Regions from separate parts of the Homo sapiens genome. Here region 2 is linked to region 1. Evidence: chromatin loops called from intact Hi-C (ENCODE). Cell type or tissue: mammary epithelial cell. All regions are shown on one strand. Links, peaks and the distances in the headings refer to the core of each region. The heading gives the core; the rest is flanking DNA.

Evidence for each region. Peaks named below come from ENCODE experiments on the same cell type or tissue, not always from the same donor. Only the 100,000 strongest peaks of a DNase experiment are listed, where the experiment ranks them.
Region 2: a loop joins it to region 1, with 5 times the contacts of the local background. A loop is called at or near these places in 8 of 110 quality-filtered maps.

The regions. Positions count from the first base shown.
Region 1 is chr1:43,225,049-43,231,569 of GRCh38, forward strand. CFAP57 (cilia and flagella associated protein 57) reads left to right here. Exons shown (of 23, transcript NM_001378189.1): 18 at 1,935-2,078. The region is part of intron 1 of LOC105378685 (a long non-coding RNA gene); the gene reads right to left. Among named protein-coding and RNA genes, the nearest start is that of TMEM125, 42 kb to the right of the region's middle. In mammary epithelial cell, for the core only: a CTCF peak has its summit at 2,385 (motif pointing right); no DNase peak of the experiment used is centred there.
Region 2 is chr1:43,663,251-43,669,771 of GRCh38, forward strand. It overlaps KDM4A (lysine demethylase 4A), which reads left to right. Exons shown (of 22, transcript NM_014663.3): 6 at 2,446-2,495; 7 at 3,202-3,305; 8 at 3,704-3,841; 9 at 4,522-4,769; 10 at 5,850-6,049. LOC124904165 (a long non-coding RNA gene) reads right to left here and starts at 4,582. Exons shown (of 3, transcript XR_007066050.1): 1 at 4,494-4,582; 2 at 3,608-3,862; 3 at 380-1,741. RefSeq lists enhancers at 991-1,070, 1,361-1,420, 3,062-4,261. In mammary epithelial cell, for the core only: no CTCF peak of the experiment used is centred there; DNase peaks (open chromatin) are centred at 3,651 and 5,881; H3K27ac peaks cover 2,060 bases.

The DNA of each region.
Region 1 (6,521 bases), core at 380-5,379:
GGTTTTGTTTGTTTGTTTGTTTGTTTGTTTGTTTGTTTGTTTTTAGGGAAGATCCAAAGCTCTGTTCAGATTCTCAAAGGGGGCTTTGACAAGAAAGAGACAAAGGCCTCCTCACCTAGAAAGTGGCAACAGCCTCCTAAGCAGTCTAATGGCCTCACTTCCCATCTCCCACCACCATGGACTGGCAGGGTACAGGTGCAATGCTGCCACTCTCCTGCTCAAAGCCCTCACAGCTCCCCATTGCTACAGCAGGGGTCAGCACGCTCTTTCTGTAAAGACCTAGGTAGTAAATATTTTTGGCTTTGGAGGCCATGTGGTCTGTCTCAACGAATCAACACCGCTGCTGTAGTGTGAAACCACCCATAAACAAAACATTAGTCAATTAACTTGGCTGTGTTCCAATAAAGTTTTACAGAAATAGACAGCAGGCCCAATGTGGCCCACAGGCTGGAGTTTGCCAACCCCTGGCCTAGGAGATAAATTCTGAACTCTTTCCCCCAACATGAAGACCCTCACCTCCCTCCTCTATTTCCCCAGCCTCACCTCTCACTTCCCCCATGAACCACCGCTTGGCTCTCAAGCCAGTCATTCTCAGCACCCTCAATATATACTTTGCCTTCTGTGCTTTACAACATTTATCACATTTTAGGCTTAGATTTGCTTCTGTGTCTTCTTTCCCAACTAGTGTTTTCTTTTAAGGGCAAGGGACTGTGTTGTATTTATATTTGGAAACCCAATACTTGACAAAAGATCTTCATTCAGTAAATGTTTGATGGATGGATATACTTATGTTCTGATTACTATCACCGTGCAACAAATTAACCTTAAAACTTACTGATTGAGGCCAGGTGTGGTGGCTCACGCCTGTAATCCCAGCACTTTGGGAGGCAGAGGCAGGTGGATCACTTGAGGTCAGGAGTTCGAGACCAGCCTGGCCAACATGGTGAAACCCCATCTCTACCAAAAATATAAAAATTAGCCAGGAGTGGTGGCACATGCCTGTAATCCAAGCTACTCTGGAGGCTGAGGCAGGAGAATCGCTTGAACTTGAGAAGCAGAGGTTGCAGTGAGCCAAGATCGTGCCACTGCGCTCTAGCCTGGGTGACAAAGTGAGACCCATCTCAAAAAGAAAAACTAAGTGATTGAAAGCAACTATTTTATTCTGCTTACAGGTGCTACAGATCTGGAATCTGGACAGGGTACAAAAGGATGGCTTATCTCTGTCCCCGATGTCTGGGGCCTCAGCTGGGAATACTGGGGGTGACTCAAAACAGCTGGAGGCTGGAAGATCAACATCCAATGTGGCTTCTTCAGTCACATGTCTGGCACCTTGGCAGGGGTGTCTGGGAGGCTAGGCTCAGCTGGGTCTTTTGATCAGAGCCCCTAATGTGCCCACCAGCCTGGATGTCTCAGTGTAGTTGGACTTCTTACATAGCAGATGCCCTCCCCCAATGCAGGTGTCCCAAGAGAGCCAGATAAAAGCTGCTTGGCCTTTTTTGGCCTAGCCTTGGAAGCCACACAGTCTCCCTTCTGCTGCATTATTTGGGTTACGAACAAGTCACAAGTCAAGGCAAATGCAAGGGAAGGGGATTCGCTTCCACCTCCTGATGGAGAAGCAGCAAGGTCACGCTGTAGAACAGCTGGAGTGTGGGGCGGGAGATGCTGTGGGGGCCATCGTTGGAAAATACCGCTGTTCACAACCTAATATGAATGAGTGAGTGAATGCATGAGAGTCCTTGTACAGAGGCTGAGGGGTCTGTGCTGTAGCCCCATGGGGGGAGTGCCAGCCTCTGTACTGACGAAGGGAGGAGAGGAGTCTCCTGGTTGACCTCTTCAACCAGGAGAGTCACAGGCTTCGTGCTCTTTTGCCCTAAAGGGCTGCAGTATACCAGGGCCTTACAATATCTCTCACTTCTCTCTCATCTCACCCCCAGGAGAAGCGAATTTATGATCTGAAAAAGAAAAATCAAGAACTAGGGAAATTCAAGTTTGTGCTTGACTACAAAATAAAGGAGCTGAAGAAGCAAATAGAACCTCGAGAGAATGAGATCAGGGTGATGAAGGAACAGATTCAGGAGGTAAGAAGCCATTTGCAACACTCTGGCCTCTCAGACCCTCTGTCTCTTCTTCCACAATTGGCTAGCTGGCCTCAGGGACTGAGGAGAAGCTCTTCTCACAGTCCTCTCTGCTCCCAAGGTGTGTGCAGCCTCCAGTCCACAGGGGTGCAACAGGGAAGGCCGTGGCCCCGCTGCAGGCTCAGCTGACCGAAAGCAAATCGCTTGGGAGTTAACTTGCCACGGGACCTGGAGATGGGCTTTGGCCCTACCCGTGCCTCAGTGTGCGGTGTACTGTGCCCTCCTAAGGGAGATGCAGCTATTGGGCATTTGGCCACCAGAGGGCAGTGTGTACTCAGCCAACAGGCTATCCTTCTAGTTCAGCATTTTTTTCTCAAACTGGAAATGTTGGTTGAGACCCCAGGTGAGGCCATGGTGTTTGGACTTCATCTGATAAGGAATGAGAAGTCATCAGAGGCTCTTGAGCAGAAGAGTGGCATAATTAAGAATATGTTCTGGGAAGCAAACAGGATGAAGGTAGAGAGGCGAGATTAGAAGCAGGATCAACTGGACAAGGGTTTCTGAGAATCCTGTGAGGTCCCCCATGCCCCCCACCACACGCCACCTTTCCCTGCAACGTGTGTTGCCCCATCAGCCTCCCCTGCTGGGCTGACAGTGGCGTCCATGTTGATCTAAAACCGAATTCTTGATTTTTCTCTCCCCCTTCCTCCAGTTTTCCCTCTCTCAGTTAGTGGTCTATGATCCACCCAGTTACTTAATGCAGAAATGCAGAAGTCTTTCTTGATTCTTCACTTCTCTTAACTCCTTATCCAAATCATCACCAACATCTGTCTGATCAATTTCCAAAACATATCTCACATCAAACCCTCCTTTCCCGCTGCTGCTATCACCCTGGTACAAGCAGCCACCATCTCTTATCTGGACTGGACTCCAGCCTCCAGTCTGGTCTCCACATAGAGGCCTGAGTGAACTCCCCAGTGGGGTCCCATCCCACCTACAGTAAAATCCAAAGTCCCAGTCAGGCCCACAAGGTCCTGCGTGATCCAGCCTCTCCCTGCCTCTCCAGCCTCCTCTCACAGCTCCCCCTCCCTGCTCCAGCCCACTGACTTTCTGACAGTTCCTGTAAGTCACGCTTTTCCATCTCAGGACCTCTGCAGTGCTGCTGCCTCTGCCTGGAAGGCTCTTCCCCCAGATCGCCACATGGCTGGCTTCTTTGCATCTTTCAGGTCTCAGCCTATATGCCTTCCCTGACCGCCCTAGACAAAATAGGCTTCTGCTCCCTCCTCCATCTTCTCTAATTGTTTGTGCTGAGCCGGGATAACAGATACAAGGGTGTCAGACAGCACTGATGACCCAACTAGAAGTGCCAGAGCCATGGGGGTGCCAGTCTGCCCGGTGACGCCTGTACTCTGGTAAGCCCAGTAAAGAGCCAGGTGGAGATCAGTCCAGGGCCAGGGGGCCCAGAGAGGGTATGTCCTTGTGACAATGACTTTTTCCCTGGCTTCTGGGATGAGAAAGGATGCCCCCAGCTGACCACAGACCTGCCTCCGCTGGGCCTCCTACCATTCTTGAGTGCTTTCAGGGCCCCAAAATGGCAGCTGTCGTCCTTTCGGGGTGCTATAACAAAATACTTTAGAAGGGATAATTTATGGCCAACAGAAATGTATTGCTGAAAGTACTGGAAGCTGGAAAGTCTAAGACCAAGGCTCCAGCAGATTTGGTGTCCAGGCCTGTTCCTCATAGATGGCACCTGCTATGTGTCCTCATGTGATGGGAGGGCAAAAGGGGGCAAACAAGCTCCCTCCAGCCTCTCGTACAAGGGCACAAATCCCATTTGTGAGGGCTCTGCCCTCGTGACCTGATCACCTCCCAAAGACCTGACCTCCTAATCCCATCACTTTGGGGGTTAGGTTTCACCATTGGAATTTGGGGTGGAGGGCACCAACGTTCATCAGACCATAGCAGCCTGAGAAGATGAGAGGAAGAGCAGAGGCCCCACCCACCTGGAGGGCCAGCACACCACAGGCCCCTGGAAATCACTGCCCCCTTTCTCCTTCCTCATTTGACACATTTGTCAGCTGCATTTCAGGTCGGGTCCGTTGTTTGCTAATGGTCAGCTTACTTTCCCCACCAGCACACCTGGGGGGACCATTCATCTTCTCTGGCAGTAACAGGGGCCAACCGTGGCCTTGATGCTCAGCAGGGAATACACTTGCACCTTGGGAGTGATTCCAGCAGGATCCCTCCTACCTCCTTTCGCTGGTGCCAGTTGCTGTCAGGACTGATACCTGGGCCTGGGTGCTTCTGGGAGCCTCTGACCTTGGGGCTTCCCTCTGGGGGTCATAGACACCTTTGGTTCATGCACTGTGGATCTCCTGTAAAGGTCTTTTTCTCCCAGGAAGGAAGCCTCAAGCCCTTGGCTCATTTGTAGAGCTGCAACTTCTAATAACACTTCCTGATTCAGGTACCCGCCCTCACATACTCTTTTTCCAACTTGGCTCTGATGATCCAAGGGTCCCTTTGCCCTGCCTAGGGGAGAGGTTTCCCGAGGCTTGTCGTTTTAGTTTACACTCATTTACTAGGGCAGGGTTTCTCAAGCTCAGCACTACTACTATTTTGAGGTAGGTAATTCTCTGTCATGGAGGGTCTGTCCTGTATATTGTAGGATGTTTAGCAGCGTCCCTGGTCCCTACCTGCTAGATCCCAAAAACACCCCCTATCCAGGATGTTAAAACTAAAAAATGCCTTCAGACCTTGCCAGAGGTCCCCTGGGGGGTGCAAAATGCTTTCTACCCTCCTGCCTGAGCCCCATTGAGAATCTCTGAGTGTGATGAAAAACACATGGAAAAGTAGATGGATTTTCCACACTGGGAAAAGATGCTTGTTTCCACATAAGGGGCTAGGCTTCTGGCTGTCCAGCCAGCTACTCAAATTTGACCTATTTCCCAATTTTTCTATAAACAGATTATTTTTATTCTCAGAGTAGTATGAGTCTTTGCCTGGGGGAAAAAATGAACAGAAGTAAACAATATACTCCTGTATGCCCTCTCTGCTAACCTCATCTGTCACTGCTGGCCTGAGATTTAGAGAATGAGGCACTCAGACATGATCTTCGGGAGCCCCGCAAACAGAAGCCCCCTTTCTCTCTTCCAGCTGCCATTGCCTTGGCCTAGGACGCTATCATCTGCCTCCTCAGCCAAACTGGCAGCCTCCTGACTGGTCTGCCTGGCCCCCGTCTTGCTCTTTTCAGCAGAACCTCTGCATCAGGCCCTCTAAGATGCAAATTACATCATTCCACTCCTGGTCTAAGCCTTCAGTGGCTCTCTGAGCTTTCAGGATAAAGGCAAACTTCTCACCATTTGAGCCTCTGCCCTTGGATCCTGCATGACCTAGCTCAGCCAGCCTCTTCTCCCTCCCCTCTCCCCCCTCTTCAAATCCCTGCTCCTGCAGCCACCCTAAGCCACTTGCAGCCTGCAGAGATGCGCCAGGCTGCCCATGCCTCTGGTCCTCTCTGTGTGCAGGCTGTTCTGTCTGCCTGGAATTCTTTCCCCTTTTGTCCTCTAATACTTATTCTTCCTCCCAAATCCAGTGGACGCATCCCATCTTTTTGGGTGCTGCCTGCTCACCTCCTCTGTGTACACACAGTGCTTTCTGCCTTAACTGCAGTGTTTATCCTACTCCACCTGAATTTCTGATTTACTTCTTTCTTATCCTTGCAGACCTGAGGCCTCTTGAAGGCAGAAACTACTTCTTAATCAGCCTTAGATCTCTAAGTCTACAACAAGCTGGGCGGCCCTTTCTAATGGGCACATTCTTTAGCTGTGCAAATACCCACACTCAATGTGTATCCCCTACAAGGTGGTTCTATATAACTCTGCCAACACTGCCTTCTTATCTTGTCATTCCTCTTCCAGAAGCAGGGTGTTTCAGGCTCTTTTCGTGTCCCTCACTATTGCTCTCCTTTGTCCACCACACTTGCCATTATTCGTTCATTCATCAAATATTTGAGTGCCACCTTTATGCCAGGCTTTGGGTCAGAGGGCTATTCTGTCTATACAAAATGCTTCCAGTAATGAGGAAAACCTTCTAAAAGCTGCCCTTTTGTGTCTAGAACATGGATGTGTTCATTAGGGCCTCCTGGCACCCCCCAGAAGGTTACCAAGAGCCTTGAAATTTGACCAAAGGGCCTGGGATAGACTAGAGGGGGAGGGTCTACTCTACCTAGCCGTGAAAAAATCCAGTGAATGATCCCATTCTCCCAAAACAGTCAGCAAACCTCCCTCTTATCAGAAATACTAGTGTCCACCAGATATAGTCCATAAGTCATTAGGAGTTAGGTCAATGAAAGCTCATGCACAGCTAGTCTCATCCTAATTGGACACTCCAGTTGTCATTCCCATGACTTTGGTTAATATAAATGCAAAAATGAATTTTTAAAAAATCTTT
Region 2 (6,521 bases), core at 1,069-6,068, 440 kb after region 1:
CTGTTGGAGCTCTGGTGCTCGGACCACCTTTTGAGTAGGGAGGCTTTAGAGAGCAGGGTGCTGGCAGTTACCCAAAGACACGGGGGCTCTTCCAGGCTATCCCACTGCTTTCTAATTTTTTTTCTGAACAGGCCTGAGGCATTTCTTAGCAGCAGACTTCCAAGACTAGAGTCACTCTCTCAGATGACAGAAAGCTTTCTTTTCGTCATGGAAAAAATACTAATACTTGGGGAGCAGCAGTGTGTGCTTAACACATAAGGGATTGCGAGGCTATTCAGCATGCTTCCTGTTCTCCAGAGTGTTATTCTTGTTGGTGAGACAAACATTGGTTCTCTCTCCTCTCTCTGTGCTGACCCATCTTTGAGTCTCAGCATTTTTTTTTTTCTATTTTGAGACAGGGTCTCACTCTGTCACCCAGGCTGGAGTGCAGTGGCACCATTATGGCTCACTGCAGCCTTGACCTCCTGGGCTCAAGTGATCCTTCTACTTCAGCCTCCCAGGTAGCTGGGTTTACAGGCGTGCACCACTATGCCCAGCTAATTTTTTTCCTTCTTTTTTTTTAGGGTAGAGATGGGGTCTCACTATGTTGCACAGGCTGGTCTCAAACTCCTGGGCTCAAGCAGTCCTCCTACTTCAGCCTTGCAAAGTGCTAGGATTACAGGCATGAGCCACTGTACCCGGCCCATCTCAGCATTTTAGTGAAGGTGCTGCAGATAACAGCAGTGAATAAGATGGATGAGATACCTACCCTCACACAGATAGGAGACTGGTCAGGAGGTAGAAAGTGTGAGAGAATGCTCATACGGTGTGGGGACAGCTCTGAAGGGGAAGAAGTGGGTGCTAAGGTCCACATAAGAAGGATAGATGGGATTAAAGAAGGCTTCTTTCAAAGAGGTGACAAGTGAGACCTAAAACATGAGAAGGACATAACCGGGTGGAGTGGTGGTGGGCTTAGCAGCTGGGAGATTGAGGGAAGTGTATCCAGGCAGTTGGAACCACAGACGCAGAGCTCCTGGATTAAGACAGCACATGAGGGCCAGGCGTGGTGGCTCACACCTGTAATCCCAGCACTTTGGGAAGCCGAGGTGGGTGGATCACCTGAAGTCAGGAGTTGGAGACCAGCCTGGCCAACATGGTGAAACCCGTCTCTACTAAAAACACAAAATTAGCCAGGCGTGGTGTGTTTAGGGAGCTAGGGGGAGTCTGCTGTAGTTTGGGTGCTGTGTAAAACGATGAGAAGTGAGTGATGAGGCCGGAGGGGACATCATGGGGCACATTATGGGGAGTCATGAAAACCATATCCACTTTCAGGTCTTTTTTCAGCATCTTCAGCCATGTTCTTTCTCAGGGGTTTTCCTTTCTTCTTTCAAGTGCTCTCCAGTTTCTAATCTTGGGGGAAAGAACCTTTTGAGCCTATGATTATCTCCTAACTACTGTCCTGTTTTTCCTTCCTCAGAAGGCTAGACTTGTAGGATGTGTAAATGTAGCTTTTGTGTCTTCACCATTGTTTACTCCAAAATTCACTGCTCCTGGATTTTTGAATTCTCTTATAAAAGAAGGTTTTCCAGTTATTATATACATTCTTAGGTCCTCTGAAGTGGGACCTCCAGAGCCTTCTGTATAGGGTTGCCTGATGGATCCCAGAGTCCTTTAGGTGACATTTTTGTCAACTCTTCTTCTCTGTTTTGTTTTATAATGAAGCTGTTTGCAGTGGGAGGATTTGTTGTTACTGTGGAATAATCTTCAGAAGAGATTAAAAAGGTTAAAACAGAGTTACTGTGAGTTTCAGAATATAAAGTTTAACAATTTTGCAAAAGTTTAATAGTCCTAGGTGTTCTTTTTTACTTTTCATTTTTTAGGAAGAGCAGTTTCTATGGTGTTTAGACACCCTACTGGGTAGAGAGGTAATTGATTGTTGGGTAATCAGTATATGTAGCTGTTGGGGAGATAAAGGGAAAGTGGGTTCATCAGCAGATACGGGGCTAGGTCTCTTAAGTGTCAGATCCATCTTTCACTTTGTTTTCCATCTTCCTCTTGCCTGCCCCCAGTTAGGCCTTTCAAGCATTTAAAAATACTGAGCATTTTTAAATACTGAGGTTATATAGTGACATCCTTCTTTTTTTTTCTTTTAAAAAATGTTATTATATGAACAACATTATAAAGGAGAGTAATATTATGTACCGTAAATCCTGGCTCATGGTGAACACTTAATAAACATCTTATTAAGTGAATGAATATAGAAGAAATAAATTCACTCACCTTCTTTATGGGCTCCTTACTCCTGTGCCCAAACAGTCTAATATTTCATTTTTTCAGATTCCTTTCTACTGCTTGGGAAGTTAAAAAAAAAATCTGCTATTTCAAGGTGTTTTGAGAGTGGGAATAAGTCCCTTAGCTTCTGTACCTGCCCTCCACCCAGCCTCTGATGCTCTCATGTGATTGCAGGTACTCTGTTCCACCTGAGCATGGAAAGCGGTTGGAACGCCTCGCCAAAGGTACTGTGTCTCTTCTGTTTGCTGGATTGGACCCTCCTATGAGCTGTGCTCCTTGCTCTGCACTAAAATGTGCGTTCCCCATGGTCAGATACTTGCAGGTCCTGTTGCAGGCCTGCAGACGGGGGTGAGCCACACTGGTTACCTTAAGAGGGCAGTGACGGAGCCTTTTCTTCCTTTGTCCTGACTGTCTGTGCCTCAGTTTTAATGAGCAGGGGTGTTTCTTTGACCAGCGATAATGAACCAGACCCAGTATGACTGGTGTTTCCACTAAAGACCCAAATGTTAAAGAAAAAATTGAACTTTATGCTTTGTTTCTTTTAAGTGGACTTAGATTTGTATGTCTGGAGAACATAGGAAAGCCTGGGTAGATGATACTACAGCTGCATTACTGAAAAAAGATCAGGGATACAAGTGACTGGAGAAAAGGTCCTAAATAGTTTCAAAGCTCTATAAGAACAGAGGCAGCTTGGGTGACCTTGGTTTCCCAAACAGGATTTCATTACCCACGTAATGCCCTACATGGGAGTGAGCCTAGAGGCTCATTGCAGAATCTTAGAATTGGTGCGGAGCTATAAGGATCCTCAGAGGTCACATTGGTGATGCATCCTCTTTATCATTCCGATGAGAAGCACAGGTGTGAAGTGACTCCAGGATTGCGGAGCTAGTGTGGAGCACTGTGTTAACCTGTACCCTTTCAATTAAATAGGCTTTTTCCCAGGAAGTGCTCAAAGCTGTGAGGCATTTCTCCGCCACAAGATGACCCTGATTTCCCCGTTAATGCTGAAGAAATATGGAATTCCCTTTGACAAGGTGAGCTGATGTTACATGCCAAAGTTCTCAGGCACCACCCTTTCTGGCCTTTGTTTTACAGTTTTATTCTAGTTCATCACTATACCAAGAGGGGGCCAAAGCTTAAATAAACTATGTAACAACACTTTGATCTAAGAGCATTAAAGGTGGGGCCACTGTAGCTTCCTGGTGCCAGAGGAGAGTCAGATCCCCTAGAACAGTGTTCATTTGGAGGAATGGTTAATTATAGTCATGTCATCTGATATGTCTGGGCTTTGCATTTTATAGAAGACAGCAAGGACCCCAGGGGTTTTATGACTTACCCTTTGTTACTCAGCTAAGTTGTGGTGGAGCTCAGAATTCCAGTTCTGTGGACTTCTGCCATTTGAAGCAGCTGCTTCAAGTCTGCTCTTGTTCAGGTGACTCAAGAGGCTGGAGAGTTTATGATCACTTTCCCTTATGGTTACCATGCCGGCTTTAACCATGGTTTTAACTGTGCGGAGTCTACCAATTTTGCTACCCGTCGGTGGATTGAGTACGGCAAGCAAGCTGTGCTGGTAAGTCTGCTTGATTTCTTTCTATAACACCATGACAAAAATGAGCAAATTCTGGTTAGATACGTTGGCTGGTGATTAGAGTATTTCTTTGAGCTGCTGGAATTCAGAAACAAGCAGCTAGCAATGTGTCAGAGTACTAACATTTTGTGTTCATAAGGAATTTTTAAAAATGTGTTCAGAATTGGGAAGTATAAAATGAGGTTCTTAAGTCCATTAGGCATTAAAACCACATCCACACACGTTAATACTCTTGTTTATCCATTCCGAGATTTCTCTGTTGAAATTTTTAGGGGTTTCCTTTACTCTAGGGAAGCAGCAGGGTCGGGCCTTTGACTGATAGTAGTAGACTTGCTTGTGTGTTCCTGGCTTGGACAGGGAACAAGGGCAGGTGGCTCACCGTCCTGGGGGCCTAAGTGCAGAGCCTAACCACCCTCTGTGACCCCGAGTTAGTGCCCAGGTAGATTTGCCCCAGTAGCATGTGCTCTCTGCCTTTTTTTCCCTGCTTCCCTTCATGTTTGAAGGTCCTGCAAGGATAACATGCCCTCAGCCTGTGAACCAAAACAATCTGGTTATAAACCATCTTGCACTTGTTTCCATGTGGAGGGAGGAGCTAGGACGTGGGGGTGAGTTGGAAGCAGCAAGGTATGCTCACCTGGTGCTCTTCTGGTTCCTGCTGACAGTGCTCCTGTAGAAAGGACATGGTGAAGATCTCCATGGATGTGTTTGTGAGAAAGTTCCAGCCAGAAAGGTACAAACTTTGGAAAGCTGGGAAGGACAACACAGTTATTGACCATACTCTGCCCACGCCAGAAGCAGCTGAGTTTCTTAAGGAGAGTGAACTGCCTCCAAGAGCTGGCAACGAGGAGGAGTGCCCAGAGGAGGACATGGAAGGGGTGGAGGATGGAGAGGAAGGAGACCTGAAGACAAGGTAACCCAGCAGCCCTTTTGTCCTGGCTGCGTGAGGGAGGGATGTCTGGGTAGGTCCTGTAATCTGTGGAGAGGCTGTTTCTTGTTTTTTTTGTTTTGTTTTGTTTTTGTTTTTGTTTTTGTTTTTGATGGAGTCTCGCTCTGTCGCCCAGGCTGGAGTGCAGTGGTGCGATCTCGGCTCACTGCAAGCCCCGCCTCCCGGGTTCAGGCCATTCTTCTGCCTCAGCCTCCCGAGTAGCTGGGACTACAGGCACCTACAGCCACGCCTGGCTAATTTTTTGTATTTTTAGTAGAGACAGGGTTTCACTGTGTTAGCCAGGACGGTCTCGATCTCCTGACCTCGTGATCCGCCCACCTCGGCCTCCCAAAGTGCTGGGATTACAGGTGTGAGCCACCGCGCCCGGCCGAGGCTGTTTCTAAGATGCCGTTTGTGCCTTGGCTAAGGGAGTGTTCTTGGTAAAGGCTCCAGAAACCTGAGAGCCAGAGCATTCAGGCACTTTCTGAATGAGAGACCTGTAGTGGGCGTGTAGTCTGCTGGAGCAAGGCGTCAGTTATATGAGGGTCGGGGGCATTTATGTGCGAAGGTCGGGCTCCCTCTGAGCCAGAAAAGTCATGTTTTCTCATCATATCAGAGAGTCTTTTAAAAAGAAGTGTAGTGAGGATGAGACTCAAGGGCATTGGTAATGTCGTGATTTAAGTCTGCAGTGCTATTGGTGGCTGAGCCAGGGGATCTGTGCTCTGAGGAGAATTTATCCTGGGCCATATGGGAAAGAAAGGAGGAACCGTTCCTTGGTACCTGCTATATGCCAGGCACTTTGCCAGCTACTCTGCATACCTTTTCTTAATCCTCACAACAAATCTGTTAGGTGGGTGGTAATACCTGTATTTTCCAGATGATTGAACAAGGTCAGAGAGGTGAAGTCCCTTGTCTCAAGTCACAAATAAGAGGTGTCCCTGAGTTTTGAGCCAGGCCTGACAGGCTCTGGCCATTCACTTTGGGTTGTGTGTGGATGTGTATGAATGTGTTTGAGTAAGTGGATGTATATGTGGGCTCTTAAAAGATTTGCCCTCTCCCTTGCAGCCTGGCCAAGCACCGAATAGGGACAAAGAGGCACCGAGTTTGTCTTGAAATACCACAGGAGGTGAGTCAGAGTGAGCTCTTCCCCAAGGAGGATCTGAGTTCTGAGCAGTATGAGATGACGGAGTGCCCGGCAGCCCTCGCCCCTGTGAGGCCCACCCATAGCTCTGTGCGGCAAGTTGAGGATGGTCTTACCTTCCCAGGTTAGTTGACTATGGTGTATTTTCCACAACCCTAACTCATATATGTGTCCCGTGTTAGATGCCATATTGAGTGCTGGGTCAGAAATAAAAAAGGCAGAGTGACAGGTCCGTGAGCAGATAGCATACTTGGAGTGTGAGAAGTGCTTTGGGTAGGGATGTACAGGGAGGACTGGACACGTAGGGAAAAGCTCCTCCCTCTGCCTGGTCAGGGGTCAGGGAAACACTGGAGGTTTTGGTGAAGGTGACTCTTACAAGGTAAGTAGGACCTTCCCAGGCGGACAGAGAGAGAGGAGGGATGTAGAAAGGGAGTCCCAGATGGGAGGAGCAGGGCACAGGCATGGAGATGGGAATTTTTTTTTTTTTTTTTGAAATGGAGTCTTGCTCTGTCATGCAGGCTGGAGTGCAGGGGCGCAATCTTGGCTCACTGCAACTTCTGCCTCCTGGGTTCAAGCGATTCTCCTGCCTCAGCCTT